Linked DNA regions of Mus musculus: regions 1, 3 and 4 are each linked to region 2. Evidence: chromatin loops called from intact Hi-C (ENCODE). Cell type or tissue: left cerebral cortex. All regions are shown on one strand.

Evidence for each region. Peaks named below come from ENCODE experiments on the same cell type or tissue, not always from the same donor. Only the 100,000 strongest peaks of a DNase experiment are listed, where the experiment ranks them.
Region 1: a loop joins it to region 2, with 2.4 times the contacts of the local background. A loop is called at or near these places in 3 of 42 quality-filtered maps.
Region 3: a loop joins it to region 2, with 2.4 times the contacts of the local background. A loop is called at or near these places in 14 of 42 quality-filtered maps.
Region 4: a loop joins it to region 2, with 8 times the contacts of the local background. A loop is called at or near these places in 13 of 42 quality-filtered maps.

Annotation. Positions count from the first base shown.
Region 1 is chr11:59,782,529-59,790,528 of GRCm38, forward strand. Pld6 (phospholipase D family, member 6) reads right to left here and starts at 5,129. Exons shown (of 2, transcript NM_001290283.1): 1 at 4,690-5,129; 2 at 1,365-2,697. The coding sequence starts at 5,107. The coding sequence ends at 2,450. In left cerebral cortex, no CTCF peak of the experiment used is centred here; DNase peaks (open chromatin) are centred at 4,023, 4,841 and 5,173; H3K4me3 peaks cover 702 bases.
Region 2 is chr11:59,521,934-59,529,933 of GRCm38, forward strand. No RefSeq gene overlaps it. Among named protein-coding and RNA genes, the nearest start is that of Nlrp3, 17 kb to the right of the region's middle. In left cerebral cortex, CTCF peaks have their summits at 2,407 (motif pointing right), 3,532 (motif pointing right) and 4,742; DNase peaks (open chromatin) are centred at 3,526 and 4,754.
Region 3 is chr11:59,756,113-59,764,112 of GRCm38, forward strand. It overlaps Mprip (myosin phosphatase Rho interacting protein), which reads left to right. Exons shown (of 24, transcript NM_001368931.1): 16 at 1,412-5,215. Among named protein-coding and RNA genes, the nearest start is that of Gm51899, 9.1 kb to the right of the region's middle. In left cerebral cortex, a CTCF peak has its summit at 3,113; a DNase peak (open chromatin) is centred at 3,167; H3K27ac peaks cover 3,707 bases.
Region 4 is chr11:59,610,609-59,618,608 of GRCm38, forward strand. Olfr225 (olfactory receptor 225) reads left to right here and starts at 2,358. Exons shown (of 1, transcript NM_001011740.2): 1 at 2,358-3,617. The coding sequence starts at 2,358. The coding sequence ends at 3,617. In left cerebral cortex, a CTCF peak has its summit at 3,724; a DNase peak (open chromatin) is centred at 3,710.

The DNA of each region.
Region 1 (8,000 bases), 260 kb after region 2:
CTCGGGCCACCACCTGTTTTGGTCAGGAGCTCCTCTCTCGCTCTCCTCTCGGGGTCCAGTTTAGTCCGCAGGCCATTCTTGGCCTGGTTCTCCTCCTCCATATTTTAGGCATGTCCTCCTCTTTTTTTTTTTTCTCTTTTTCACTTTTTCATTCAGTTAGCACTACTAAATTTAGCAAGTTAGGATACAAGGCTCAGTTGTATTTCCACACAGTAGTTCTGAAGACTGGAACAAATTAAGTAATTCCATTTACAGTAACATGAGTAATAAATCATACTACAAACACTGCTGTGAGATGGATACTCCAGTCAAGTGAACAAAAATCAAACCAGATGGAAAATACTTAGGACCATCAACACCAAGATTAGAAGGTCAGAAATCCTTCAAAAGTCAGGACGGGAAAGCAAAGCAAAACAAGACAAAAACCGTTAAAACACCAAAAAGACTTAGTTCTGTAGACTACCTTAAGAGAAAATGCAAGTATGTATAGAATAAGTGTATTGAACAGCTAAGGGCACTACTGGAAAATCAGACCCAAAGATAGGAAAAGAGGAGAGGGGGAAACATGCAGTTCACACTGGGCACCGTTAATCATCCAGACCTCCAGCTTCCACTTCAAATCCCATCTCCTCATTGGCCAGCCCTACTGCTCAGCTAGAAGCAATCTCTTATCTTCCTAAGGTGTTTTTCTTTCACTCTTGTGATTCCAAGAACGTAGCTGCTGCTTTATGAGTGTACGTATATGCCTCAACTCTTTAATGTTTACATGCCTTGGATCTCTTAGCTGCCCAATAAATTTTTGAGTAAACAACAAAAAGCCTACAAGCATTGAGAAATTAAAGATGAAGCCATATATATATAAGGAACAGAAAATTCAAGATGATAACCCCACTTGGTCTACAGATTCAACATCATATCTATCAAAGCCCTAGACACCTTTTAATTTTTGCCAGTGATGATTGATCATTTTAAGATTCACACAGGGATATAAGAGGATAAGAATGTGTTGGAAACAGAGGGTTCGTTTTGCCAGTTCTCAAAACAGAATTCATCTAAGCAGCTGCGGGCATTACCACGGTGAGACAATACACAGTCATTAAAATGAATGGTCAGTTGATTTTCAGCAAAGGTTTTCATACCACTTGTTAGGGAAATCATCTTAATGGTGCTGATACAAGAGGGGTGGATGTCCACGTGCACTGTGCCCTACCTCACAGCTCTCAGAAGTGGGTGTGACGGTACATACTGTAACCCAGTGCTCACGGTGATGGTACTTCATCAGTCTTCACACATTTCTGTACAAACAAAGCTCCTCTACTGAGGGTAACCATATATGAATGCAGCAGGCTAAGGTAGACATGCAGCAGCTCATACTTGAAAATATTTATTGAAATATGCCACAAGTTAAGGGTCTCCGTTTCTGTTCAATCTTTTGGAAAATCAACATCAAGTTTACTTGTCTAACACTAAGTAAAAGGAACGTTAAAAAGTGTGAAAACATGGGATTGAGGACCTGAGGAAGAGAGGCTAAGGGTGGCCCAAGAAGGGGATATCAGGACTTGTTACTCCAACATGCTCCCCCCACTCTCCCTTCCTCTTTCCTTTCCTTAAAAAAAAAAAAAAAGAAAAAAAAAGTGCGAAAACAGCAGGGTCTGGTGGTGCACGCCTTTAATCCCAGTGCTTGAAGCAAACCCGGCAGATCTCTGAACTGAAGACTAGCCTAGACTACATAGTGAGTTCCAGGTTAGCCAGGGCTACAGAGTGAGACCCTCCCCACCTCCTTCCACCCCCACCCCCCAAAAAAATGTTTTTAAGTGAGAAAACATGCATTGCACAGTGTCTGCTGTTAAGTTAAAGGACAGACACGTCAGGAGCCGCATGGAGTTTGTCGTGCACACAAGCATGAACAATGACAAAATGCAACTCATGTCACAGATGTGCGCGAGAAGCTGTTCCTCCGACTCCTGTCAGTGCCCAGCAGAGCTGAGGTAACAGCCTGGGCAGCCTGCTTACCTCCAGGGTTCCCTTTGTCGTCAGCTTCTGATCCACTACTGAGTAAACGCAGAGTCCACCACAGGGCTAGAGGCGAGGCCCCTCCCAAGTCCACAGTCTGGCTCTACGTGTGAGGGGCACGGACAAGCAAAGCAAAGCCTGGGCAAGCTGCAGGCGTGGCCAATGGGTAGTGCCCACCAGCGACTAAACACTGCCTTGGAGACAAGGGCCAATGCACTCTGAGGCCTGTCTAGTGATGCCCAGGAGAGGATGCTGCCTATCTAGGCAAGTACTAGGGAGCCTACAGTACTGTCCAACACTGTCACCTTCCTAACTTCTGCTGGGGCTGCATGCACAGGAAGACTGGCAGCTGCTCCCCAGCCAGCCAGGAAAGGCTCATGCAAAGCAGGAGGGGACATCACAAGCACAAGCTGGAAGAGGAGCAAACAAAGCAGGGTCAGTGCCCTCGATGCTTTTGGGGGAAAAAGCTGTACTTGGTGGGGTCAAATTCTTCCCAGATGCGCTCAAACTCCTCCAGGAACAGCCGCACATACTCGGTGTCCTCCATAATCAGGACGTTCTCCCGGTTGTTCTGGATGGCCTGTGTGGTCCAGTTGAGGGAGCCGGTGATGAGCACCTTCTTGTCAACGATGGCAAACTTGTGGTGCATGTAGCCTAGGTCCTGGTCGTGCCGTACCTGTATCCCTGTAGAGCCAAGGTAGCCTTTATGTCACCCACCCAGACAAGGATGCCCAGGGACTGTCCCAGGGTGGTACTGAGATTACAGAGAGAAACATCCAATCACCTTTGGGGAACCCATACCAGCCCCAGTAAGCCTAAAGTCTAAATACTACCTCACAGTCCTGCAGGGGAAGAAGTCAGGTGTTTGACATATCCTTGCCTTTCCTGTCTCTACCTGGAACGGGTAAGCTGAAGGACAAAAGCCTAGACAGGGAAGGAGTGCACACTGGCTTTGGCTGGCTAACTTGAATCACAGCCTCCCAGGGTACCTACCTCCCTAACTGAAAGGACTGTGCCACATCCAAACTGCTGTCCTCACTAGAGTTCTGGTTTCGGTTTCTTCCTTTTGAGGGTAAGTTTGGCAGGGTCGCTGGGGTGAAACCCAGGTCCTGCACACTCTAGGTAAGTGATGTCCTGCCTTTCCGTTCCTCCAGCCTCTGTCCTACTCCACAGCAAACCCGGCAGCACCCACCACACTGCCGTTCACCTTAGCTCAGAGGACCTCTTGCTTTAGTTAGACCTCAGCAGCTGGTTCCTGACTTGGGCACTTCATGCTAGCTGGACCTTCTTGATGCCTCTCCAGAGCCTTCTGATCTATGTGTTTCCCCACAAACACCTGGTGGTACCAAATACTGGCACATTGTGCACTTGATGGAACAATCTGGAACTCAGCCAGCTGTGGCCAGAACATCAGTTGGAAGTTCTATCTGTGATGACATATTGGTTCTTTCCAAATCCGAGGGTTTGTTTTTTGGTTTTTCGAGACAGGGTTTCATTGTATAGCCCTGGCTGTCCTGGACCTCACTTTGTAGACCAGGCTGGCCTCGAACTCAGAAATCCGCCTGCCTCTGCCTCCCGAGTGCTGGGATTAAAGGCATGCGCTACCACGCCCGGCAGTGCCACCACGCTGAATCTGAGATTTTATGACTCTCCAAACTCTAAATACAGTGACATCAACCATGTCTGATACCTACTGTCCACCACCCAAAATGATGACCTGGCTGAAGGTCACTTTGTGACTGCCAGCAAGGGGACAGGGGCAGCTATCAGACTGACAGAGTGCTTCTGTGCTGCCCACGTGAGTGATACACAACAGGTCAGTGCTGCGGTGTTCTTCCTTCCCTATGAGGGATCTGGAAGCAGACCTGGTTTCCAAGGCTACACCATCCCCAGGATGTGGGAAGACAGGCCGTGTGGAGGAAATAAAAAGCCTCGAGAGCCCTACAAAGCCTGGACATCTCCCAAGGGCTCCCCTAGCCTGTCAGCCACTGTGGGCACAACGATTAGGCTAGGCAGGTGTGTGGGAGGGACATGGGGGCACTGACTCCTGCGTAATGAAGGGATCTAGCAGTCAAAGTTTGTGTTCCTCCAGTGCCAACCACTTGAAGGAAAACAAACAAGGGCCACAGGCCTAAGGGAGGATATTGTCACACCTGCTGCTGAGCTGTAGGCGGGCCAGACATACCTATGGGCCCAGAGGTGATCGCTGAGAAGCAAGTATTCGCCACACTGTAGGGTCCACTTTCCAATGATCACAGAGTCTAGTGGGAAACTCACTAATCAACACTGTCACTCCTACTCCCGCTGTGGTCACACAGCCGCTAAGGGTTTCTCAGTGTTGGCTGAGTTTAAACTGACTTAAGTTTTATCCTCCATGCCTTCACTTATGTCAGCCATCTCAGCCTAGAACAATCACAGAAATTAAGTCTAAACACACACGCCTCTAAGGTCAAGGTCAGAGCGTGGAAACTGGTGGGAATTGCCACATACCTTACTCATGGGGAGCCCAGACACGGAATATAACAGACTATGAACCTTGGCTCCTTGGCCCGCTCATCTCTGCCTGCCTGCCTCCACCTTTCTCCCTGAAATGCTACCTGCTCTGGACAAAGTCGGTAGGGGCATCAAGTAAGTCCTCTACCCCTCTGCCGGTGTGCACCCTCGGCGGCGGTTTACCTGCCTTGCGCAGCAGGCCGATCTGAGAGCCGTTGAGGGCCATGTAGTCGCAGTCAGTGATGACCCGCACGCGCACCCCACGCTGATGCAGCAGCTGCACTGCACGCCCCAGCTGCGGGCTGGAGAAGGCGAAGAGGCAGAGCTCCAAGCTGGAGCGGGCGGCCAACAGCGCGCGCAGCAGGCGGCTCAGTGAACTCTCGCTGTGGGGGAGGCTACACGGGCAGCCCGAGGGCCCGGGAGGCAACCCTGGGGCCTGCAGTAAAGCCTCGGTGCAGGTCACCTGTGAGGGGAAGAAGAGCACCTCGCGCCTTGGCCGCCGCCCAGCCAGCAGCCAACGCATCAGCCACGGCAGTGCCTCTAGGGCCAGCGCGAGACCCGCACCAGCCGCGAACACCAACCGCCAACTCGAGCGCCCCATGGCCGCCACCTCTAAGGTCAGCCGTAGCACCAAGCGCTTGCGCGCCCAACACGTGCCAGCCCGCCCCCAACTCCGGGTGTGCCACGCCCCCTTGCGGGGCCCGCCCCCAGCCAGGAGCTAAACTAGCGGTTGCACAGCTTTCCCAAGCTAGCAAAGAGCCCTTGGGGAAGCGCGCTCATTGGTGGACCAGGCTGGCCTTGAACTCAGAGATCTGCCTGCTTCTGCAGAGTGCTGGGATTGAAGGCGAGTACCTTCATTTGACTTCTTTTCCTATGTGTTTCCCATGAATTTCCTTCCCTTACCTGACTGCTCTAGAGTTTCTGCATCGCATTGAAAAGAAATGGGGATAGTGGGATGCCGTCTCCTGATTTTAATGGGATTTGCTTTGGGATTTTCTTCAATTACCATGTTGTTTGTGGATTTGTACGGTCTACAGGAAGGAGTTATGAACGGTACTATAAATATAGCCAATGGATAGGCCAGAGGCCTGCGGGAGAAGAACTTATTTGCTGCCAGTTTCCTAGGCCAAAATCATTTCTGTTTTCTAAAAACTTATATCCACAGATAAGTGCAGCTCTCACCCCTCATCAAAGAACTTCCTTTTCAACAGATGAAGACAATCAGAGTTCCACAACTGATCAGAATGCTGAGAATTCGCAACTGTGGGGATAGATTCCCCGCTTACGAGGTTTGGCAGCAGGTACTTTTGCTCATCCCCAACTGATACACCTGCATTGTAACCCAGACACCTAAGGCTAAGTATAATGGAAGAAGTGATGGAAAGACTATATGAACCAGAGGCTCAGGACACCCAGTGTTAGATAGTGTGCCCTAGACAGGGGAAACACACTCATGAACTTAGGTCCACAGTGGTCCACACTCAGCACCATGTCTTTTGTCCCTAATGATGCAGCAAGTTTTGCTCACTGTGAGATGAATTCAGAGCTGCCTCGGGTTGCGTTCCTACAGCTGAAACAGCAGACAATCAGAAGCTTTGACTGAACATAGGACAGTGACTGAACATAGGAGAATGTCACATGCTGGAAGACAGGAAGACCTCTGACCCAAAACTTAGAAGATACAGACAGACATCACTTTCTTCATCCCTCCAGGACCACCCAGGCCAGCATGGCTTCCTATGCTGAGCTCGATGGGGCACACACACACACCCCTTCCTGTTTTAAGGAGACCCTCTCATACCCATGCTCCCGATACTTTCCTCATCTGCAGAGACTGACCTATTTCCTGACGTTGGGCACCATTAGACAAACCGGTCTTATTCTGTAGCATAGCCTGGTTTAGATGGTCTCAGACTTACAGCAATCTTCTAGCCTTAGCCCTCAAGAACTGGCATTATAAGACTAAGCTGAGTCATCGTGCTCAGCCCTGTTAACAGTGAAGCACATACATAATGCAAGCCATGCTAGATTCTATTGTCCAGTGTCTGAATCCATCTGAGCCTGCAGGTGCACCCTATGATGCCTCCCTCAGCCCCACTGGTACACACGACACACAGTACACACAGTTGCATCTCCTCGATGGAACCGGATTGATTGATAGTATATCTGTCTTAGTGTTTTATCGCTGTGAACAGACACGATGACCAAGGCAACTCTCATAAGGACAACATTTAATTGGGGTTGGCTTACAGGTTCAGAGGTTCAGTCCATTATCATCCAGGCAGAAACATAGCGGCATCCAGGCAGGCATGGTGCAAGAGGAGCTGAGAGTTCATCATCTGAAGGCTGCTAGCAGAATACTTGCTTCCAGGCAGCTAGGAGGAGGGTATTAAAGCCCACACCTACAGTGACACACCTACTCCAAGAGGCCACACTCACTCCAACAGGGCCATAGCTTCTAATAGTGCCACTCCTTGGGCCAAGCATATGCAAACCATCACATTCCACAATCTGGCCCCAATAGGCTTGTTCAAACATATGGGGGCCATACTTAAACATAGCATAATGCAAAATACATATAGTTCAACTTCAAAGGTGCCCATAGTCTATAGCAGTCTCAACAATGTTAAAAGTCCAAAGTTCAAAGTCTCTTCTGAGATCCATCCAATCACTTAACTGTAATCCCCAAAGCAAGACAGGAAACCAGCTGGGCAAACTCCAAACTCTGCATCTCCATGTCTGATGTCAAGGTGGTCTTCAGATCTCCAGTTCCTTTTTCATCTTTGTTGACTGCAACAAACTTCTGTCTCCTGGGCTGGTTCTACTCCCTGTTAGCAGCTCTTCTCAGCAGATAGCCCATGGCTCTGGCACCTCAAACATCTTTGAGTCTCCAAGGCAACTTCAATGTTACAGCTTCTTGTTTCAATGTCTGGGATCCACCCATGATCTTCTGGCTTCTCCAGAAGGCTGGCGTCACTTTTCCAGCTCTGCCCTAAGCTCAGGTTGATCCACTCGACTACTGCTGCTGTTCTTGGTGATCATGCCATGGTACTGGCATCTCCAACACACTGGGGTATTCTGCTGCAACTAGGCTTCACCAATAGCCTCTCATAGACTCTCTTCATGGTGCCAAGCCTCAGCTCCTTTGCATACCCGCTTCAGTCCTGGGCCATCAACTGCAACTGAGGCTTCACCTTCACCAATGGCCTTCCATGGCCTCTCACAGTGCCGAGCCTCAGCTGCTCTGCATGACCCCTTCATGCCTTCAAAACCAGTACTACCTGGGTGACTCTTACACATTATCAAGTACAACTGCAGCAAGAGGTACAAATTTGACTATCTCTGGAACACAGCTTCTTTGTGCTCTCAGAAAACACTTCCCAGAAAGATTTCACCTCAGTGGTGCTGGTCTCTTCTTTGTCACCATTAATTCCTTAGCCTTAGCTAACTAGCATCAATTGTCCCAGTAGTCCCATCTATTCTGGACTCTAAAG
Region 2 (8,000 bases):
TTTGTACAGTGGTCATAACAAGATGGTTATAACAAGGTGGTCACAGCAAGCTGGTCACCACAAGGTGGTCATAGCAACAGCTGGTCATAATAACTTTTTGAAACAATAGCATGGTTGTCATTTCCTGGAACAGGCAGTACAGAACCATGTGTAGTTAAAGCTACATGTGGGGCACAGCCCAATCCTTGAGAAACAGAGGTTTAATCATAAACAGGGACGAACCTAACTTGTCTCTAAGATGGCTTTGTTCTCTAAGATGGAGGCAGGCTGGTTCACCAGGGTGTGACACCACACCCAGCCCAAGTTTGTGCTTCTTCTTATTTGTGTTTTACCTTTTACTTTCTTTTATTTATTGCTATTATTTTAATACCTTTTTCTTTTTATTATTTTTTTTAGATTTATTTTATTTGTCTGAGTGTTTTGCTGGTATGTGTGTATGTGTACCCTGTATGTGCCTCAAGCCTTAGGAGGTCCGTCGGGTAACTGGAGCTGTCTTTAAAAGCTGAGTGCTAGCCGGGCGTGGTGGCGCATGCCTTTAATCCCAGCACTTGGGAGTCAGAGGCAGGCAGATTTCTGAGTTCGAGGCCAGCTTGGTCTACAAAGTGAGTTCCAGGACAGCCAAGACTACACAAAGAAACCCTGTCTTGAAAAAACCGTGGAGTGCTGGGATCAAAGGTTTGTGCCACCACTGCCTGGCTTCACTCTAAGGGTGATCTTCCTGCCTCCCCATCTAGTACTGGGATTACAGACATATACTACTACTTCGCTCCATTTATGCAGTCAGTACTGGGGATTGAATCCAGGGCTCCCTGCAAGTACTCTAAACTGAGCTGCAGACCCAACCCCTCTGCTGTCAATTAAGAAAGCATGGAACAGTCTGGTAAAAGGTCATTAGTTCCTCAGAGGTGTGTAGTAAATGCTGGCCCTCCCCTAACACTATGTCTTCAAAGAGGGTTTTCCTAAAGTGCAGCAGGGCTGTCCTGTGGTAAAAGACTTGGTTAAGGCTTGCAAGGTCCTGCAGTCCTAAAACACCCTCCTTTTTTGGGTAAGATCCCCTGTGGGTTCACCTCCTCTCTCCTCCCCTTCTTTACCTCCTTTTCTTCTTTAGGTCCTGGAGGTCCTGCTCAGGCTCCCACTCTCCTCCCCCACTATGCCAGCCAAATCCCCAGCTAAACACCAGTCCTGGGTGAGTTTCCCAAACACAAAGGTGGAGAGCCTCTGCTTCGAGGGGCATTGACATATATGAAGATGTCCCTTGAGCTCCCCTCCAGGACGCCACTGTATTTTAATAGGGAACAGAGGATCATGCTCCAGTCAAGGGAAGACGATGAACTCTGAGGGACCTCGGCCCAGAAACCGGGAACGTGGGTGCTTAGCATCCTTGGCCCATTTTCATCAGCCATTCCCGGGCAGGCAAAGACACTGGGGAAGGACTCGGTAGTGACGTAATCCAGACCAGGGGAGGTGGGCAGGTTTCATGAAGAGCTTCATCTATAGTGTGCTCACTTACAACTAAAACAGATACAGAGAGCTAAGCAGTCATATCTTCCTGGCCCAAGGACAGACAATGACCCAGGAAGGCAGAATGCTTTAGAGGGAAAGCCATTTGGATGGTGTGTATTTCTCTAATGGTAGCACTGGGGAATCTTAAGCAAGAGGATAAAGGTCATAAAAGAGAGGTAGAGCGTGAGGTGAGGGCAGAGATTGTTTCTAAACACCAAGAGCAAAAAGGGGGAAATAGAAGATAAAGAAATCTTGGGCTAAGTAAGGACCAGTGCTTGCCGGGAGTGTACCAAAAAAAAAAAAAAAAAAAAAAAAAAAAAAAAAAAACCGAGGTCCTGGGCCACAGGATAGAGGCCCTGACCACGGGGTAGGGGTGGGGGGCTCCTGGCTCCCAGTGGCTGTAGAGGCTTGCTGAGCTGCTGAGGAGCTGAACTGCTACTGAACTTATTTTCTCATATTCTATTATTTATGTTTTATGTCTGTGAAGTTTGTTTTGGCACAGTAAAACATATTTGAGGATGAAGAGCATTTAAAACCTGTCATGGTTTGATCCATTTACAAAGGAGTATTCTGCTGGGCAGTGGTGGTGCACGCCTTTAATCCCAGCACTCAGGAAGCAGAGGCAGGTGGATTTCTGAGTTCGAGGCCAGCCTGGTCTACAAAGTGAGTTCCAGGACAGCCAGGGCTATACAGAGAAACCCTGTCTCAAAAAACCAAAAACCAAACCAACCAACCAAACAAACAAACAAAAAGGAGTATTCTTCTTAGATGATATCTGCCTATGATTGAAACTATGATGAAACACAACACTTCCCAATTTTATTTTATTTTGTTATTTTTTTTAAAGTGTACTTTTATGTGTGTGGGTATTTTACCTGCATGTATGTGCACCATGTGTGTGCAGTACCCGCAGAGGCCAGAAGAGGGCTCAAGATGAGACTGGAGTCAGAGATGGTTGTTTAAGTGACCATGTGGTGTTTGCAATTGAACCCAGGTTTTCTAGAGAAAAGCCTGGCTCAAGAATTCTTTCTCTTTGTCCACTATTCCTTACGGCAAATGCAGAAATACACCCAGATACTGATAGAGCTGAATTCTCTGTGAGAGACTGATGCTGAGAAGCAAAACGAAGCTCACACGGTGTAAGGTTTAGTGATACTGGAAGTTTTGTGAGCTGTCAGTTTAAACCACCAGAATATGGAACTCAGTCTTAACAATCTCTTAGGTCTTACTCCTTTCAAACTTTTTACTCAATGAATTACTTTCAGAAAAAAAAAAAAACGTGCAAGTACGGGAACATTTGTCCACTAATAAAGTTATCCTTTACTTCCTCTGTATTGTGAGTTGAATAGCAGGGTGGAGCAGAGCCTGTAACACCAAGGGTGTTAATACAAAGAGTTTGCACCTTTTCTGTACAGCCCAACAAAGCTAAGGGTGATCCGTCCCAAGGTCGGCCTCTGCAGCTTTCTGTGATTCATCCCCTTGCCTGTCCAGGGACCTGTGACTATGGAGGGTGCGGGTTGCACCCTGATTTAGTCCATCTCAAAGCCAGTACGTCTCTGGAAGCAGACTTGAGGGATAAGTACTGGTACGGCTATGATGCAGCTTTGGAACCAGAATGGCGGCCTTGGTAGCGGGGAATGTGCCCTTCTGCAAACTATCCTGGAGCAGGCTGGTTCCGGAGGAAGAGTGAGACATAAGCACATCTAACCCTTAGGGTTCAGAGGAGCAGAACTTGGTTGGCTTCCTTGGATACCGCAGAGGACATCTGGCTTTAAGAGAACTGCTATCTTGCATTTGAGAGCTCAAGATCATTCCAGCCCTAGACGACTAAAAGATGCAAATTTCGGGGTCCCGTTAGGAGTATTCCCCAGGGAGTCAGAAAAATCACAGAGGCATAGCAGAATCCAGCCGTAGGCAGTTCTTGGCAGTTCTATTCGTGACCAGCAGAGAGCAGCAAAGACAGCTCCTAGGCTACTTCCACTGTTTTTTAAAAAAAAAAAAGTCGAATGTTGTGCTGAGCAGGAACCATATCCATGCTGTTCCAAAAGAGGGCGCTGTAGAGACAGGCTTCCTGCACCACCGGTGCGGGCCTCGCAGGCAATAAGTGCTCCTCTGAGCTGTGGGAGCCACATTTATGAATTTTCAAGCTTGAGATTGGAGAATTGTTAGAAAGCTTGACTTTGTAACCAGTTGGCTAGAAGCGGCAGCCAAGGACCTTAGAGTGATACCTAAACCCAGGACGTTATGTGAGGCTGAATCTTAGCCTGTGGCTGATCTAGAACGCTCTCTGTAACTCTGAACTCTCCCTACAGCCTCCACTCTCCACATGCTGGGATAAACCGCCTTACACCACCACATTTGGCAGCCTGTGGGATTTGATGCCAATTCCAGGTGGATAATAGGTTAGCATTTGAGTTCCAACCAAATTTTGACCCTCTCCGTTCTCCCTGAAGCTACCTGCCCATTTCATTCACACTCTGAGGATATCTCCGTTATATAAAAGTGCTTAGTTGCTTTTCCCTAAACAGAGAAGCAGCCAGACCCGAACAACACAGGAAGGGCAGGAAGTGATGGCGAACGCCTTTAATCCCAGCACTGAGGAGGCAGAGGCAGGCAGATCTCTGAGTTTAAGGCCAGCCTGGTCGACAAAGAGAGTTCTAGGACAGCAAGGGTACACAGAGAAACCCTGTTTCTAAAAACCAAGGCAGGTCAGGGGACAGACAACCCACTATGTGGAGCAGGAGGATATCTGACCCTCTCTTCACCTTTGGGAAGAAACTTCACATAACTTGATCACAAAGGTAACATCTCTAGGATCGAGGCTAATTCAGTGAGCTCAGAATATGGAAACTCTGAGTCTTCCAAGTGCTGGGATTAAAGTGGGATTAAAGAGCCACCACCGCCCACCTTAATAGAAGTAAATTTATGTGGTAAATTAAGAACCTAAGTGCCAAGCAAGCCCTCACCCACACAATTACCAGCTCTCTCTAGCATTTCATCCTTTGCTTTTTCCTGGAAACCTCAGTCAGATCACACGGTCTTGTTGCCTGCGCTTACCTTTTATTGTCTGGTGCTCCCTGGGCTGTGGCTTCACACTCTCCTCCGCTTCTCAGTTTTCTGTTCTCTCCATCTGGGGATGGCGATGGAGGGCAGACAGTCCTAACATCCATGATAACCAGCGGGAGCAAACAGACAGCAGGAGCTTTCTGTGGACCCAAGTGGTGAGATCCGTCCTCTCTCCAGCGCAGCCATGTGGAAAGCACGGGGATTGCAGATGGGGCAAGCTGGGCCAGGTTATGCTTAGGAGAGGGAAGAGAAGAGGGAGGGAGGGAGGGAGGGAGGGAGGGAGGGAGGGAGGGAGGGAGGGAGGGAGGGAGGGAGGGAGAGGAGGAGGGAACACAGCAGCTTAGCTGGAGCAGTAGCAGAAGTGCAGAGCAGTCAGGAAAAGCATTGCAACAGCAGGTTGAGACCAGTTCCTTTTTTTTTTCTTCCTCCTGGTTTAAGAATCTCAGTTCATTAAAAGGGAAGTGGTAACATACTGTGACATGTAGTGTTTTAAATGCTACATCCACTAAACCCTTTTTAAAACTTGAAACTCAGTGCAAAGATTTTTTTATTGGTATATAAATTGTAAGTAACAATGGGTTTATCTGTGACATTTCCATATGTGCACATAGCATATATTGGTCATGCTGCCTGCTCTCTCCCACAGACTCCTTTCCTCTCAGCTACTATGGGTGTGTGCCCCCGTGAGTCTCCTTAGGGCTCTTCAGCAGTACTTGTACCTTACTTGTGGCTACAGCACTAAAGAAAATGTCTCACTCTTCCATCAGGCACTATGGGTATAAATCCTCAGGCTATACAACACATTTGTTTCTTGTGTACCCAGAAAAGGCACAGGGCAATTGTTCTCACCATGTGGGTCTCGAGCCCTTTGGTAAGCCTCTGTCTCCAAAAATATTTACATTACATTTCATCAAAAAAAAAAAAACAGTAGCAAAATTACAGTTATGACGTAGCAGCGAAAGTAATTTTTTGGTTGGTGGGGGGGGGGGTCACCACAACATGAGGAACAGTGTTAAAGGGTCATAGCATCAGGAAGGGTGGGAACCACTGATGTAGGGGAAGCATTTGACTGAGGCACAACTTAACTGATCTCATTATGTTTTTGGTTTTTCAGTCTTTTGAGCTGTGGCTCCCAGGTCATTCCTCTCATCTTCATTTCCACCCTCCTCACTCTGGGACATTTCGACATTACACCGTGAGGAGTCAGAGTGACAGCTGTTATTAAAGGTGAAGAATCCTGAGCCCAGTTGAAAGATCAAGGGAGACTTTACTCAGGACCACTGACAGCTGGGAGGGAGCTAGTGAGTGCGACAGTAATCCAACAGGACAAGCAGACGTTTACATATACAAGATGGGGGTCAGTGAGTGGAGAGTTAACTGTGCGAGCACATGTGTGTGTACGTGCATGTGTACCTGTGCAAGGGTGTGTGTGTACATGTGTGTGTGTGTATGGGTGTGCATGTGCACCTGTGCAAGGGTGTGTGTGTACGTGTGTGTGTGTGTGTGTGTGTGTGTGTGTGTGTGTGTGTGTGTGTATGGGTGTGCATGTGCACCTGTGCTTGAGAGAGAGTGTGTGTGTGTGTATGGGTGTGCATGTGCACCTGTGCGAGGGCAGGCATGTGTGCACATGTGCATTGGACACTCTGAGAGTGTAGCTCAGTGTGGGAGGGGGTAGCAGGCAGGAAGGCCTTGATTCTGTCATGGGTACCCACCACTAAGAGGAGACAGCAGGGGTCACAAAGACACTTTGTTTGACCAAGTTTTAGTCAGGCTTTTCCCCTTATTTTTATTCTAATTCTAGGATCAAATCCAGGGCCTCATGCAAGCTGGGCAAGTGGTCTCCCTCTCCCTCTCCCTCTCCACCTCACCTCCCCCTCCCCCCTCCCCTTCCTCTTCTTTCCCCCTCCCTTTCCCCCTCCCCCTTCTCCTCCTCCTTCTTTTTTCCAGTTTTTTTTGAGACAGGATTTCTCTGTATAACCCTGGCTGTCCTGGAACTCACTCTGTAGACCAGGCTGGCCTCAAATTCAGAAATCTGCCTGCCTATGCCTCCCAAGTGCGGGATTAAAGGCGTGTGCCACCACTGCCTGGCAAGCCGTCTACTTCTGAATCATAGCCATGGTCCCAGTCAGACTTCTTTCTTCTAATCCTATCTGAGTGCTTCCTTATAAACTCTACTTTTAGGTAAGAATCTTGCCAAGTCAGTTTAGTAAGAACCCCCTCCTTGATACTAGATCTTGCTTCATCCCTGAGTCAGGATGTCTATCCTCCAGCCCCAGTGGCTCTGACCACCTTACCTCCCTGTGACAGGAGTCTTGTGTGTCTACTCTCAGTCCTCTTGCCCTTTAAAAATTTTCATTTATCTATGTGTGTATTTTGACTGCATGTATCTATGTACCATGGGTGTGAGGTACCTGTGGAGACTAGAAGATGATGTTGGATCGCCTGGAACTGGAGTTACAGAGAGCTGTAAACCATCCTGTACATGCTGGGGATCAGATCCAGGCTCTCTGGAAGACCCACCAGCTCTCTTGGCCACCAACTCATCTCTCCAGCCTCCTGTGCTGCCATATTAGTAACGTCATCTACTGCCCCCCACCCTTGCTCCAGCCCCATCCCCATCATTGTTGGTTGTATCAGCCTGACACAAACCTAGACACGTCTGGGAAGCAGAAATCTTAATTCAGAGGTTGGGCCTGTAGGTAAGTCTGTGATGATTCATTGTCTGTCTTGATTAAGGATTGGTGTGAGAGGGTCCAGCTTACTGTGGGCTGTGTCACCTGTGGGCTGGTGGTCCTGGGTTATTTGAGAAATCAGGCTGATCAGGCCATGGGAGCAAGCTAGTAAGCAGCATTTCACTACGGCTTCAGCCAACAGTTCTTGCCTCCAGATTCCTGCTTTGAGCTCCTGCCCTTACTTCCCTCAGTGGCCTGGGAGAGCCGTAAGATGAGAGAACCCTTTCTTCACCTACTTGGTTTTGGTCAATGGTGTTTCAGCACAGCAATAAAAACCCTAAGACAGCCAGAGATTGTAACTTTAAATTTTTCAAAACCTATTTTTAATGATAGCTCTTAAACACTTTAACGTCTCTTGTAGTCCACCACCTACCAGAGGTAGTAGAAAAGAAAGGATGGGGGGAAGTGGACCTGTTTAGAAAGGTTCTTTGGAGCAACTCCCATCTGTGTTGTCTGGAAATCGGCAGTTCAGTTCACAGGTTAGCAGGCAGTGGCAACTTGGTCTACTCACAAACACCTCACAGATACACCAGCAGCCCAGTTCAGTAGGGTTGGGTTCACAACAGAGGTGACACGACCTAGCAGAGACAGCCAGGCCTCAGCCTCAGCTTGAGTCAGCAGGAGGAACCTGGAGGAACACCAGAAGTTCTCGGGTGAAGATCAGCAAAGATGCCAGACCCACAAGCATTGCACAGCTAG
Region 3 (8,000 bases), 230 kb after region 2:
GTCATCAAGTTGCTAGTGGACCTGGAGTCCTTCACTCCCCTCAACCAAAGACCTACTTTACCTTCATGGCTATCCCTCACACTGCTGTTGTGTTCTGGCTTATCTTTGTCCCTGATCTGACATTATTGTACCATCTTCCCTTCCAGCCAACTCACTGTTGTCCTACTTCAGACCTTGCCTGGAATTGGCCATGGCCAGGCATCTCCCTTCTACACAGCCCACTCAGAAAGCCTTTAGGGTATTCAGACCATGCCTAATTAAAGGTCATTTTCTTAAGCCTGTTTTGGTTCCATCATACAAGACTTGACTTCATACTTGGTGGTAAAGACACCACTAAGGAGCTTTGCACATTGCTAACTTGTGTATCTATCATGGACCTTCGTGTGCATCTACACTCAATAGCCTTGCTCAGCATGGGGGCAGCTTCCTGCTGAGCCTAATAATACCCATGAGCTTCAAAATGCTTACAGTCAAAAGTGAAAGGGGGAAAGGGGCTTTGCGGGCGCTTGAGGGTTCAGTGATGCAAGCTCGGGGTAGGGTGCTGTGCTAACTGCTGGGAGGGCTGCATGCTTTGGTGAATGTGGTGTGGAACTGGAACCTACCTGAGTGTCACATCTGTGGCTTCCCCACCAGCAGACTGAGGGAGCCTGGGCAGGCCACATTCTAGGTGAGGCTGGCCTGACTTAGCTGTATTGTCTCCTCTTTATACTCATTAGTTCTGTCTCTTGTGTGTCTCTCAGTATGGGGAGTTTTGTGTTTTATTTTGGGTTTTGCATGTTTCACTCTTATTTTGAGCTTTATGAGGGTTTGTTTTATTACATTTTGCTTCATGATCTGCATTCCCCTTGTTCTGTCTTCTTGCAGGTAGAGATTAGTTTTCTCCTTACGGTGGAGGCCTGACTACGCTTTCTAAAGGAAATGTCCAATGTTACTTTGCTGACATCTCTCGAGTAGTTACCTGCCTTCCTTCTCTTCCTGTCACAGAAGGAAGTGACGTCACTTTCTTGTGCCTTAGGCCTTGTGCTGCTTTAAACATGTGGTCTAGAACTGCATACTTTGTTTTGCAAAATCAATTATTTGGTCCTTCAGCCTCTGTTGTACTTCTCAGTGTGTTCCATTATTCAGCTTTATTTGGTTTATTTCTTCTAGACACTGTTCAGTTAGAGCTGTTTTATTGGTGTTTTTGTCCTGTGTTCTGTTTATGTGGAAGCAGCTATATTTACCCAAAACAAAACAAACAAAACCCACATTAATTTGAATTTTTTTCTTTAAATGAAGAAAAAAAGTTGTGCAAAGGATTAAAGGCAAACCCACAAAGGAGCTTTTCTATGATTGATCCTGGCCAGAGGTGTGACACTCAGAACAGGGTGGCCTGAGTGTTACTAACCAGTATTTAATCGGTTTTTTTAAGACTGAAGTGGCCACCTCTCCATCGGGTGCCTGGCAGAGGCTCCATAGAGTCAACCAAGACCTGCAAAGTGAGCTGGAAGCTCAGTGCCGGCGGCAGGAGCTCATCACACAGCAGATTCAGACCCTGAAACACAGCTATGGGGAGGCCAAGGATGCAATCCGCCACCATGAGGCTGAGATTCAGACCCTGCAGACGAGACTTGGTAATGCCGCTGCAGAGCTGGCCATTAAGGAGCAGGCTCTAGCCAAGCTCAAGGGTGAGCTGAAGATGGAGCAGGGCAAGGTTCGTGAGCAGCTGGAGGAATGGCAGCACAGCAAGGCCATGCTGAGTGGCCAGCTGAGGGCCAGTGAGCAGAAACTCAGAAGTACAGAAGCCCGGCTGTTAGAGAAGACACAGGAACTCAGAGACCTGGAAACACAACAGGCATTGCAACGGGATCGACAGAAGGAGGTGCAGAGGCTGCAGGAATGCATTGCTGAGCTCAGCCAACAGCTGGGTACCAGTGAGCAAGCCCAGCGTCTGATGGAGAAGAAGTTAAAGAGGAACTATACATTGTTGCTGGAGAGCTGTGAGCAAGAAAAGCAGGCACTGCTGCAGAACCTGAAGGAAGTAGAGGACAAGGCCAGTGCCTATGAGGATCAGCTACAAGGCCATGTGCAGCAGGTGGAGGCCCTCCAGAAAGAGAAGCTGAGTGAAACGTGCAAAGGCAGTGAGCAGGTACATAAGCTAGAGGAAGAGCTGGAGGCCCGAGAGGCCAGTATCCGCCAGTTAGCCCAGCATGTACAGAGCCTCCATGATGAACGGGATCTCATCAAGCATCAGTTTCAAGAGCTCATGGAACGTGTGGCCACATCCGATGGGGATGTGGCTGAGCTCCAAGAGAAGCTGAGGGGAAAGGAAGTTGACTATCAGAACCTTGAGCACTCACACCACAGGGTCTCTGTCCAGCTACAGAGCGTGCGCACTCTGCTGAGAGAAAAGGAAGAAGAGCTGAAGCACATTAAGGAAACACATGAGAGAGTTCTGGAAAAGAAAGACCAAGACCTCAATGAAGCTTTAGTTAAAATGATTGCCTTGGGCAGCAGCTTAGAGGAAACAGAAATTAAGCTGCAGGAAAAGGAAGAGTGTCTAAGGAGGTTTGTGAGTGATTCTCCAAAGGATGCCAAGGAGCCTCTGAGTACCACAGAGCCAACAGAGGAGGGCAGTGGCATTTTGCCCTTAGGCTCAGTCACCAGAGTATTTCCTGGCTTTCCTCACTCTCAGCCAGAGGATGAAGATCCAAGTGCTGGCCTGGGGGAAGAAGGGAGCAGTGGTAGCCTCAGCAGAGAGGAAAACACCATACTCCCAAAGTCAGCTGATATGCCCGAGAGGGAGGGGCATCTGCAGAGCACATCTAAGTCTGATCCAGGAGCTCCTATAAAAAGGCCAAGAATCAGGTTCTCCACAATCCAGTGTCAAAGATACATACACCCCGAGGGGTGTGCAAAGGCATGGACTAGCAGCACATCATCAGATACCAGCCAGGACCAGTCACCCTCAGAGGATAGTGTGTCCTCAGAAGCTACCCCGAACACACTGCCAGCAGCTGCAGATGCTGAAACCTACATCTCTATAATCCACTCTCTGGAGACGAAGCTCTATGTCACAGAGGAAAAGCTCAAAGACGTAACTGTGAGGCTGGAAAGCCAGCAGGGGCAGAGTCAGGAGGCATTGCTTGCACTGCACCAGCAGTGGGCTGGCACAGAGGCACAGTTGCGAGAGCAGCTCCGTGCCAGCCTGTTACAGGCTAGCGCTCTGGCCTCTCAGCTAGAGCAGGAAAGACAACAGAAGGCCACAAACATTGAACACCACCCTGGGGAGCTGGAAGACTTCCAAGCCAAAAATAGCCAAGCCCTGACATGCTTAGAAAACTGCTGGAAAAAGCTAAGGTCTTTGCCATGGGCTGACCAGGAGGAGGGCCAGGATGCATGTGCAGCCTCCCTGGCTAACATAGAGAGTATGCTTGTGAGTGCCATCAAGGCCCTTCAACCATGGGCTTCCCCTGCAGAGAGCAGGACGCAGGCTGAGCAAGAGAAGGAGCACCCCATAGAAAGTGGTATGGCAGCCCCTGTGCAGCAGCCCTGTCAGCCCATCTTGAATGAGCAGGAACACAGGAAGCTGCTTTCTGCTCAGATAGTCCTGGAGGCCTCACTCATCAACCAGATAGCTGACTCTCTAAAAAATACCACTTCAGATGTCTATGGTGTTCTCTGTGAGCTTACTCAGTCAGGGGAGTGGCCACTGAAGGAAGAAAGTGCTGCCCCCTCTGCTGGGGCTCCAGTGGAGATCTGGGCCAAGAAGGTACTGGTGAATGGTGAGTTCTGGAGCCAGGTCGAGTCACTAAGTAAACACCTAGGGACACTGGGAGAAGAAACAGCCTGCACATCAGGAGACAGGCAGCAGCATACTCCCCAAAGTCTGGCTGATGCCACATGGATTCGTGCAGAGCTCAGCTATGCCACACAATCAGTAAGAGAATTGTTCCACCATAGGCTGCAGAGCATACAGGAGACCCTACAAGGGACCCAGGCAGCCCTACAGCAGCACAAGTGCATGCTGGGAGAAATCTTGGGAGCCTACCAAACCCCAGACTTTGAAAGAGTAATACAGCAGATCTTAGAAACCCTCAGGCATCCAACTGGCAGGGAGGACCAGGTACAGACATCCTGGGACCAGAACCCATTAGGAGAGATACTGAGGCCAGGCACAGATGGCTCCCAAGAGCCTTTGCAGGCTTTGCATCAGAGCCCTGAAGTCCTTGCTGCCATTCAGGATGAGCTGGCCCAGCAGCTGAGAGAAAAGGCTAGCATCCTTGAGGAGATTTCAGCTGCCTTGCCAGTCCTGCCTCCTACAGAGCCACTTGGGGGTTGCCAGAGGCTTCTGCGGATGTCCCAGCATCTCTCATATGAATCTTGTCTAGAGGGCCTTGGTCAGTATTCTTCATTACTGGTTCAAGATGCAATTATTCAAGCTCAAGTGTGCTATGCAGCATGCAGAATTCGGCTGGAGTATGAAAAAGAGCTGAGATTTTACAAGAAGGCCTGTCAGGAGGCTAAGGGGGCTTCAGGCCAGAAACGTGCACAAGCAGTTGGGGCCCTGAAGGAAGAGTATGAAGAACTTCTCCACAAGCAGAAGAGTGAGTACCAGAAGGTTATCACCCTCATTGAAAAAGAAAACACTGAGCTCAAGGCCAAAGTGAGCCAGATGGACCATCAGCAGAGATGTCTACAAGAAGCAGAAAACAAACACAGTGAGAGCATGTTTGCCCTACAGGGCAGGTATGAAGAGGAGATCAGGTGCATGGTGGAACAGCTGAGCCACACTGAAAATACCCTGCAGGCTGAGCGTAGCCGGGTTCTCAGCCAGCTAGACGCCTCAGTCAAAGACAGGCAGGCCATGGAACAGCATCATGTGCAGCAAATGAAGATGCTGGAGGACAGGTTCCAGCTGAAGGTTCGGGAGCTACAGGCTGTTCATCAGGAGGAATTGAGGGCCTTGCAGGAACACTACATATGGAGCCTGCGGGGAGCCCTCAGCCTCTACCAACCCTCACACCCAGATTCCTCACTGGCCCCTGGGCCATCTGAGCCCAGAGCTGTGCCAGCAGCCAAGGATGAGGCCGAGTCCATGTCCGGGCTGCGAGAACGTATCCAGGAGCTGGAAGCCCAAATGGGTGTCATGCGAGAGGAGCTGGGCCACAAAGAGCTGGAGGGTGATGTGGCCGCCCTGCAGGAGAAGTACCAGCGGGACTTTGAGAGTCTCAAGGTCCTTAGCACAATTTATTTTTCAGAGCCACTTCTCTTTAGTGATGCAAGAAAGGGGACATTCTGTGCAACTGAGGTCTTGGATTTGGGATAAGAGATAGTTCTTAACTTGCATTCAGCTGCTGCTCAAGCAGACCTGAGTAACGTTCTCGTGCGCCTCTATTCCTGACCCAGAAGGGACACTAGCAAGAAAGCATCCCTGTGGGAAAGGAGAGTAGGGTCTTCCCTTGCCTGGCACGGACACCCTTCACCTTCTTACCCTCATAGAACCCCTTCTGACTTCAACGTTGAGGTATCAGTATGAGGACTGCCTCACATCTCACCCACCTGAGTCTTCTCAGAGAGCAGGGTTTGGACATCACCACACAGGGATATTTGTAAAGCGGTGTCAAGGGGTCCTTTCCTATCCTAGCTTCCCAAGGCAGAGTTGGCCTTGTGATGAGCACTGAGTCTGAGCAGGCTTCCCACAGTCTCCCAGGCTGCCTGTCATGCTTCTGGGAACACTCCTTTATCTTAGACTGTACGGTGTGTGACTGCCTAGCCATAATCATGAAAGGTCTTAACCATCTTTTAGAATCCAGAGGTGGTCTAGTAGCTGTGTCTTCATCTTCTTCCCCACTGGAAGGTGGACAGGCCCCAAGGGTGCCTGTTCCAGCTGTCTTTTTGCAGGCCAGTGTTCCTGCCACAGTGTCTGTCACAGCTGTAGCTCATCAGGGCATCTATGACTGTTTCTCAATACGCCGACTCCACACTGAAGGGAATTAATGGGACATTCAGGCTGGAGCTTTTCGTCCTCGCTCCCTCTGTCTGACACAGGACAGGTTGATGATACTTGAGGCACTGGTTCTCAGCATTGTTTTCCTGATTTCTGTCTAGACCTTTAAAAAACATTAAGCATTGTAAGGAAATAGCAAATTGTGTATTAAGTGATCCTGTGGAGAGCATGCACCACCATCACCTGCGTCTCTTTGCAGCTGCAGGAGTCTCCACGGCCTGGCAACTTCATAGTCAGTTAGCAGGCCGTCAGAATGGTTATGAAGAATATGAGAGAATACCTTAGAAATGAAAGGCACAGGTTAAGAGGAGGCTTTGGGCTTGACATGTATGTCTGTGCCCAAGAACTTGAGGCCCTCTGTTGGGCTTGTGGCACAGCTGCACAGCAGACTGTCTTGAGAGCGGAACAGGGAACAGTTTTTCTCTGGGTTTCTGTCCAGATCAGGAAGCCTGGGCTGCTGCCACTGCCTCACACCACTTAACATGAGTCCACATCTTAGTCCCTGAAGAACTTGTTATGATTCTAGAGATGATTTAAAAACTAAAATTTGGAGCTGGAGAGATGGCTCAGCATTTAAAGTACTTAGCAGCAAACATGAGGACAGAGTTTGAATCCTCAGGTATAAATGCTAGGTAGGCACAGTGTGATGTGGTCCCCTTATAATGCTAGCATGAGGCAGATGGCAATGAAGGATTCCCAAAGAAAGAGAGATAGTAAATCTGCAAGCTCTGGGTCCGGTGAGAACTGTATGAGGTGCAAGTGATCAAGGCAGATCAGCATTCAGTGCCAGCCATCAGCCATGGCTTCCGTGAACATATAAACAAATACACACTCAACTTTTTGTTGTTTGTTTGACTGCTTTTTAGAAGGGTTGTTTTTAGTTGTTGTTGCTATTGTTTGATTTTTTTTTTTTTTTTTTGGTTGGTTGGTTAGTTTTTTAGTTTTTTTCAAAACAGTTTCTCTGTGTAGCCCTAGCTTTCCTGGAATTTACTCTGTAGACCAGGCTGACCTCCAACTCACAGAGATCTGCCTGCCTCTGCCTCCCTAGTGTTAAGAGTAAAGTCATGCACCACCACTTTCCAGCACACTCAAAAATTTTAAATTGGTATATAGAGTGACAATTATCAAATGTAATACATTTAACAATGAAACAACCTAGTTGTTAAGGATACATTAGTATCTGTTATAGGAATTTTGAACCCTATCTGCATGTATTCCAAGATGTTCAAATCAAAATAAAACGGAAGAGACTTCCTATAGGGCAGGCATCCATTATATGGACCTTAGAACCTGAAATAAGCCAAAATTTAAAAAAGCACTAATAGACTTCGACAAGCAGAAACTTCCACAGCAAACAGTCTATGATAAGTTCCATTTAAACTGCAGGCACACTAAACAGGCTATGTAGAGAAGGTGACTGGTACAGCACACACACTGCACTCAGCCTCAGAATGGAAGCAGGAATGTAAAGGTGCTGAATAGAGGCTCTTGGAAACGACCCTCAGTAATGTGAGGCTCAGGAAACAATATCAAAGCCTAATGATTGGATGCTTGGTGTTCTTTATTGAATCCAGCAAAATGATGGGGTGGGAACACAGAGTTAGAATAACATTTCTTCAGTTTCTTTAAATCATGAGAAAGCTTGTTTTGCCCAGAAGTGGCTATCACAAGGTTCTAAGGAATGACCCACAGTCAAAGTAGCTGTGAGCTGCAGATGGAACAGGGCATGCACTACTGCTTGGTTGGGGAGGGCAGCCCTAACAGGCCAGGCCTGGGGCTCCATGGCTTTGAGGAATGGGGAATGAGTCCCCCTAGGACTCATTATCTATTCTGCTTGGAAGGTAGTAAGGTTCTCAGTGGGTAGCCTCTGCTCTCCTTTAAAAGAGAGAAGGGAGAAGGCACAGGCTGGCAGTAAAGATGTTGGTTCCGCTCTGGCTCGTGTGAGGACATCCTTGAGGTTTAGAAAACAGCCGAGGCTCCTCAGCTCCCAGAAATCAGCCCTGTTTCCCCA
Region 4 (8,000 bases), 89 kb after region 2:
TCACTATGGGGAAGAAATGCTTGGGTGGGAACAGGGAGTCTTTGTCACCCCCTTTCTAGGGAGTAAGTGTGGGGTGACAGTTTCTGTACTGGGGTAGGTTGCCCGGTTCAGTAAACACAATGTGTTCACCATGTCCTAAATAGCTGAACACTTACTTCCAGGACAGGCTTTCAAAGAAAAACAATGTTTCTCTTTCTCCTTACTTTTGCATTTTACCTGGTAAGTGAGAGTAAACACCAAGCCAAGGTTTGACCGTTCTTGTGTTTAGTCCCCAGATATCTGCTGTGTAACTATGTTACAGTTTCCAATCAGCAGAGAATCATTTTTGTTTTTGTTTTTCTCTTCGGACAACCCTCTTTGATTTTGCCATCCACAAAGCTACTGCTATGGTTTAACTATGCTCCTCCAAAGTTCATGTGTTGCACCCTGACTCCCCTGGGCAGCAGTGTTGAGTGGGAGCAGGTTCTGTTAAAGGTGTTGGGTCTCAAAGTCTCTTCCAGAGTGAATGCTGCTATAACCACAGGACTGGGTAAGTTATCACATAGGTGAGTTCCAAATAAAACAATGACCCTGACCTCTCTCTCTTCTGTCTTTCTACTATGGAATGGTAAAACGAAAAGGCACTCACCAAATGTATCCCCATGACCCCGAGCTTCCCAAACTGGAGATAAGTGTAAATCAAACACATTTCTGTTTGTTACAGATCATCCCTTCTCCCGTATTTTGTGCAGCAGTGTGGAATGGGCCATAAAAATGTCCCCAGCTTTTCCTGAACACTTATGATTGTACACCTCTCAGCTTATAGTATATACTGCTACAAACATTATTAGAATATTTGGGTTTGCTACTGGCAATGAATTAAGCCCATTAGTTTGTTTATACTTCAAGCATTCCGAGAGTCTGTATCAGACAACTTGTGAATTGTTAGGAAGATCTGTTTTCAATGATTTTGCGGTTGGGATTTCACCAGATAACCATGAATCAAGGTATTTCTTTGGACAAGAAAATAACCTCTAGCCTTCAATTAAAGAATGTGGTCAAGGGAACTCACCCTTTGCCATTGTCTTTTTGTATCTTGGAGCATGTGATATTTATTTTCTACTTCTTCTATTTTTCATTCATTGTATTACTGGATTCCCTTTTTTAAACTGGAAGCAAAGCGTGGTTTAAAGTGTAGCCATGAGACAAGTAACAGGCTGTTGACTTGTGGCATGCGGGGTATGAGGGAGGACAGCTGCCAGCTTCTGTTGCCCAAGAACATGGCTGCGACTTTTCTTAAGAGAAAGGCCAAGCACAGAGAACCATGTGCGGGAAGATTTCAGCCTTTAGCAATCATTTTTCTTCTCTTGGGAAAAATGCCCTGACTCCCCTTTCATCTGAGGGCCTCACCTGGCTGCAACATCTCAATCCTGGACTCGGTCTCTTCATGCATCTCTCAGAGATGCAGGTCATTCTGAGGAGAGGTCTTTGCAGCAAACAGGGCTTGGGTATTCCTAAGCATCCTCCTGACAGGTGAATTCCTCCTTGCAGACCAGCATCTTAGAACGCTGGGGCTTCAGGAAGCTTGAAAATCAACATGTCTCATATTTGTGAGACATTTTGCTCTTTTTTTTTTTTCCTTCCTGTGTGCCATAATTTTCAGAAAAACTCCACACAATGAAAGCTACTTTGGGTCTCTTAGGCAATGTCACTTGAATCACTAGGTCACAAGGTGAGACCAAATCTTTAGCTTTTCAGAAGTCAGAACATTTAGGACCATGGGCTCTTAGTTTCCTGGAAGCATAGTTAGTCACTGTGAGTAACTTGAATGCCAACGTGTGCCTCATTCCCTTTCCACCTGTAACTCGTGGCACAAGATCATAAGAACAATAGCCTAGGTTTTTATGCAACTGATCTTTGATGACTGAAACATGGACATGGGGTGAGGAAATGGGAGATCCAAGCAAACTTCTTGAAACAATTTCACAAAAATGAAAAGGTGATTGTATCAAGTTTTTGAAAATCACTGCAATGTTAGAAGACTCTGGGAAAGTGACTTTTTAAAATGTTACTTTATTTCTAAAAATATCAATAGGTGCTCCATTTTTAAACTAAAAAAAAAAGATTTGAACATTTATCCGTTTACCTTAATTAAATGGATTAGAGTGCTCTTTGGGGGATAGTTTGAGCTTCCTTCCATGGTAGACAAATATCTTCTCCTGGTACCTCACCTGACAGGCAAGCATTAAACAAGTCGCTACAGTTAAAATATTGATGATGTGGTGAAATACGTCCCTGCTGGGGGACCGTTTGTGTCCAGATCATCTTGGCTTTTTCCTAATGCTTGTGTGTCATGCTTTCTGAACAGGTCACAGCTGATGGAGAAGAACAATGAGAGCTCTGGGGAGTTTATTCTCCTGGGCTTCTCTGACCAGCCCCGGCTGGAGATGGTCCTCTTTGTTGTCTGTACGGTCTTTTATTTTCTAGCTGTCACAGGCAACTCAGCCATCATCTTCCTCTCCCTCATGGACCTCCGGCTACACACACCCATGTACTTCTTCCTCAGCAACCTGTCCCTTCTTGACCTCTGTTACAGCACCAGTAGCATCCCCCAGTTCCAGATTAACCTCTGGGGCCCACGGAAGACCATCAGCTTCGTAGGATGTGCTGTTCAGCTCTTTGCCTTCCTGTCCGTGGGGGGCATCGAGTGCATTCTCCTGTCAGTTATGGCCTACGACCGCTTTGTAGCTGTCTGCAAGCCACTGCATTACCTGACCATCATGCACCCACAGCTGTGCCTGAAGCTGGCAGCCTTTGCCTGGCTCGGTGGCACAGCCAGCTCGACACTGATGTCCCCACTGACCATGTCTCTGGGGCGGTGTGGTCATCGCCGTATCAACCACTTTGTGTGCGAGATGCCGGCTATCATCCACATCTCCTGTGTGGACACAAGCTGGATAGAAGGCCTAATTTTCATCCTGGCCATCCCTATTGTTCTTGTGCCTCTCATTATGATCCTGGTCTCCTACGGCTACATTGCTGCCGCCGTCCTGAGGATCAAGTCTACAGCTAGTCGGCGCAAGGCCTTCAACACCTGCTCGTCACACATGGCGGTGGTGTCTCTTTTCTACAGTAGCATCATCTACATGTACATGCAGCCTGGCAATTTGGCAAGCCAGGACCAGGGCAAGTTTCTAACTCTGTTCTACTGCCTGGTGACCCCCACGCTAAACCCTTTCATCTACTCTCTGAGAAACAAAGACATGAAGGCGGCCATGTTGAAGGTTCTGGGAAAAGATAGAAACCTGCTCGACCCGCAGGGCACTGACAGGACCTGGAACTCACCTCACTTGTCCATGTGTTTCGGACCCATAGTGAATCATAGTGACAATAAGCCAAAGGTGGCAACGATGTGGTGTCTTGTATCCCATAGGTCCCAGATCAGTGATGTATATTACTGTCTGCAGGGAAGGGCCTCCATTTTATTCAAGGAGATAGGACTTCTTACAAAAAAAAACCCCAGCAAACTGACAGAAAAAGACCTGTGGCTTCCTTTTTTGCACAGAGTGGAGGAAATGATTTATTTACAGCTAACCTGTGATGCTGTTCAGACACAAGAGGAAGGAGGCACCGTCTGACAGAATGTGTGCGCATGTGCCTGTGTGTCAGAGAAGTAATGGGAACACTTGCTCTCTCCCATAGAAAGCTGTCTCAGTTTTCCAGCTCTATTGCTCCACCCTGTGGAGCAAACATTCCCATGTCCTCTGATGGTCACCAGCCAACCCTCCTCCCTGTCCCCGCACAAACGGACTTAACTGTTTAACTAAAAGCATTGCTTATTTTAAACTTCAGGTCATGGCCCATGTATAGGTCACAAAGTGAGTTTAGTGAATGTAGCAAGCATTTCAAAAGTAGCACAAAACAGAACAGATTGGTCTATGGAAACATGAGTCAGCTGTGTGTTTTGATTTGACAAATGTGTTTTGGTTTTTGGGTTTTTGTTTTTTTTTTCTCTTGTTCTTGAGGCACGATCTCTGTAGCCCAGCGCCCCTCCTTGTCTCCCAAGTGCTGGGATTGCAAATATTTGGATTACCATGTTCAGCTTCGTTTTTGTTGTTTTCTTTTCCTTCTCTCTTATTTCTTTTAGACTTTTGCGGGGCTGGCATGGAAGCCAGGGCCTTGCCTACCCCAGGCAAGCACTTGACCTCGGCACTCTCTACGTCTCAGTAATGAGTGGGTGACAAAGCTTGCCGCCAGTGCTCTAGAGTTCTCGTAGAACCAGCTCCCGATGGATCGCTCCCGATGGATCAATCAGGCCTTCTGCATCAGAGAAAGACTGGGCACCGAAACTTTAAGGATGGCAGGGAGTGTCTAGGGAGCAAGGCCATCACTGCTTATGGAGGAGGACTAGTGAGAATGAACCAAGATGAGGCTATCAATGGCAGTGATGATGGCGATGCTAACCATGAGGAAATAAAACATTCAACTCATCCTTCACCCTCTGACAGTTATGAAGTAGGACTGTCTTAACACTGAAAAACACGTCAGCTCGCTTCACATTTTCCCTTCTGATTTACAGGGAATACCAGAATGAGAATGTGAGTTTGTTGTAGATGCAAACAGAATGTCTTTTATTCTTTCCCTTTCAGCATTTTGTACAAATACGTGAGTTGCTCCCATTAGTGGGTGTCTTAGTCAGGGTCTCTATTCCTGCACAAACATCATGACCAAGAAACAAGTTGGGGAGGAAAGGGTTTATTCGGCTTACACTTCCATAATGCTGTTCATCACCAAAGGAAGTCAGGACTGGAACTCAAGCAGGTCAGGAAGCAGGAGCTGATGTAGAAGCCATGGAGGGATGTTCCTTACTGGCTTGCTTCCCTTGGCTTGCTCAGCCTGCTCTCTTATAGAACCAAGACTACCAGCCCAGAGATGGTCCCACCCACAAGGGGCCTTTCCCCCTTGATCACTAATTGAGAAAATGCCTTACAGTTGGATCTCATGGAGGCATTTCCTCAACTGAAGCTCATTTCTCTGTGATAACTCCAGCTGTGTCAAGTTGACACAAAACTAGCCAGTACAATTGACCCCTTGTCAACTTGACACACAAACACATCACTGGTAAGCCTCAACCCTTAGTTTCTTATTCATCCCCAAGATCTAAATAACTTTTAAAGTCCCACCGTCTTTACAAATTCTTAAAATTTCAATCTCTTTTAAAATCCAAAGTCTTTACAATTAAAAGTCTCTTAACTGTGGGCTTTACTAAAAAACTTCCTTCAAGAGGGAAAAATATCAGGGCACAGTCACAATCAAAAGCTAAAATCAATCTCCAACCTTCCAATGTCTGGGATCCAACTCACAATCTTCTGGGGTCTTCCAAGGGCTTGGGTCACTTCTCCAGCCATGCCCTTTGTAGCACGTGTGTCGTCCTCTAGGCTCCAGATGCCTGTACTCCACTGCTGCTGCTCTTGGTGGTCATCTCATGGTACTGGCATCTCCAAAACACTGCATGACCCCTTCAGTCCTGGGCCATCAATTGCAACTGAGGCTGCACCTTCACCAATGAATGGCCTTCCGTGGCCTCTCACAGTGCTGAGCCTCAGCCATTCTTTATGACCCCTTCATGCCTCCAAAACCAGTACCACCTGGGTGACTCTTACACATTACCAAGTCCTGCTGCAGCACGAAATAAAACATTGGTTATCTCTGGAACACAGCCTCTGTGCTCTCAGAAAACACTTCCCAGGAGATGTCACCTCAATGATGCTGGTCTCTTCTTAATCACTGCTAATTTCTTAGCTCCAGCTAACCAGCATCAATAGTCCCAGTAATACAAAGGTTTCACTTCCCTAGTTCTGGTATCTTGTTAATCACAGCTGATTCTTCAGCCCCAGCTAACCAGAACCACAGAATCTTCACAATCAAAGTAACAATGGCCCTGAAAAGAGTCTTTAATTTTCCCTCTGAAATTTCACAAGCCAGGCCTCCATCTTCTGCACTGTTCTCAACATTATCTTCCAAGCTCCTACACAACATCCCACAGAGCTCTTAACACTGAATGGATCTTCTGGCCCAAAGTTCCAAAGTCCTCCCACAGTCCTCCCCAAAACATGGTCAGGTTGTCACAGGAATACCCCACTATGCTGGTACCAATTTGTCTTAGTCAGGGTTTCTATTCCTGCACAAACATCATGACCAAGAAGCAAGCTGGGGAGGAAAGGGTTTATTCAGCTTACATTTCCATATTGCTGTTCATCACTGAAAGAAGTCAGGACTGGAACTCAAGCAGGTCAGGAAGCAGGAGCTGATGCAGAGGGATGTTCTTTACTGGCTTGCCTCCCCTGGCTTGCTCAGCCTGCTCTCTTATCAAACCAAGACTACCAGCCCAGAGATGGTCCCTCCCACAAGGGGCCTTTCCCCCTTGATCACTAATTGAGAAAATGCCTTACAGTTGGATCTCATGGAGGCATTTCTTCAACTGAAGCTCCTTTCTCTGTGATAACTCCAGCTGTGTCAAGTTGACACAAAACTAGCCAGTACAGTGGGGTTTACTGTGCTATTTCCACATATGAATAATACAGTCTGTATCGATCGACTCCAGACTTCCCCTTTTCCTTCTCCTCATGCCTTTACATTGCAAAAGAAGTGAACATTGAAGTGTTTCTAGTTTGTGGAAACAACATCATCTCTGAGGTGATTAATTTTGTGTGGCAGTTTGGGTATGACACAGATGTTGGATTAAACATCCAACTGAATATTGCTTCAAGAGTAGCTTTTCAGGTTAAACATTTAACTCATCGGCTTTTAGGTAAAGCAAGTCCTGCTTTTACAGTGGGCCCCTTCTGATGCTGGTGAAACTTTAAGAAGAAACACACTGGAGGAAGAGAGAAATTTTGTTACCTTCTCTTGGATTTCAATGCAAAGTTACCTCATTTGTAGTCTCTGTCCTGTCCCATGGACTTTGAACCTTTCTCAGGGTCTTGCTCTGTCTCCTCTCTCTTTTTCACAGTTCTGTTTGAATAACTCTATCTAGTAGTCTTTAATTCCAAAAAGTTGCTGGGGTTCCCATGTTTGGATATCTATGAATGGATTTGTAGCGCTGGGGGATTCTCCCAGGGCCTTCCTTGTATGTGCTGGTCAAGAGCTGTGCCATCCACCCGTGCACTAGCACTGTGCTTGCTTAGATCAAATCCCCTAACTGCTTAGGTTATACACTTCTCACAGCTCTTCCTCATGCTCAAACGGCGTTTTCTTCAAACAGTATGACCTCTGCTGCTTGTCCGGTTAAGATCTTGCCACAAGGCTGTTACAGGCACTGTAGTGGGAAGGGGGTCAGGTCATCCTCCCACTGTGCCCTCTCTAGAAGAAACACAAAGTGACAGAGTCCTTTTCCTTTGTGTCCTTTTTGCTGTTTTTGCATGCATGCTTTTGCTGTCTCTGTTCTGTATCTACTGGGCATGGCCAGCCACTGTCTGGGCATTTGCACATCATCTTCCCTGAGCAGACTTTCACTTAGCACCACCTGTCTCTGCAAACTGGGTCAAACAGCTGTGCTAAAACAGAATTTTATGTTATGTTGGAATAAATCTTTTAGCGTTTGTTTTTTTCTCGCAGTTTTTTTTTCCCCAAAAGGGGGAAAATACAATTAGCAACTTTCAATTTGTGGACCTCTGCTAATTTCTACATGCCTGGAGTATAATTACATATATATATCAGTAAGATTAACTATCACAAAATTAAAAGCAGTTTCCACTGTGTAAAATTTAATTTACAACTTTGAATGCATGCACTTAATCCTTTCTAATAAAGTTTCTGAAACTACAGCTTCCATTAGTGACACCCAAAGCCTAGTTTAGAAGATGTATTGGTTTTCACTTAAAAAAAAAAAAAGAGTGCTTACTGCTGGGGACTTCTCCTAGGGCCTTCCTTGTGAGAGCTCGCCAAGAGCTGTACCATCCACCCGTGTTACAATAACGCAGAGAATAAGAACAGGTGAATGGTCTAGTGACTCTACTTTG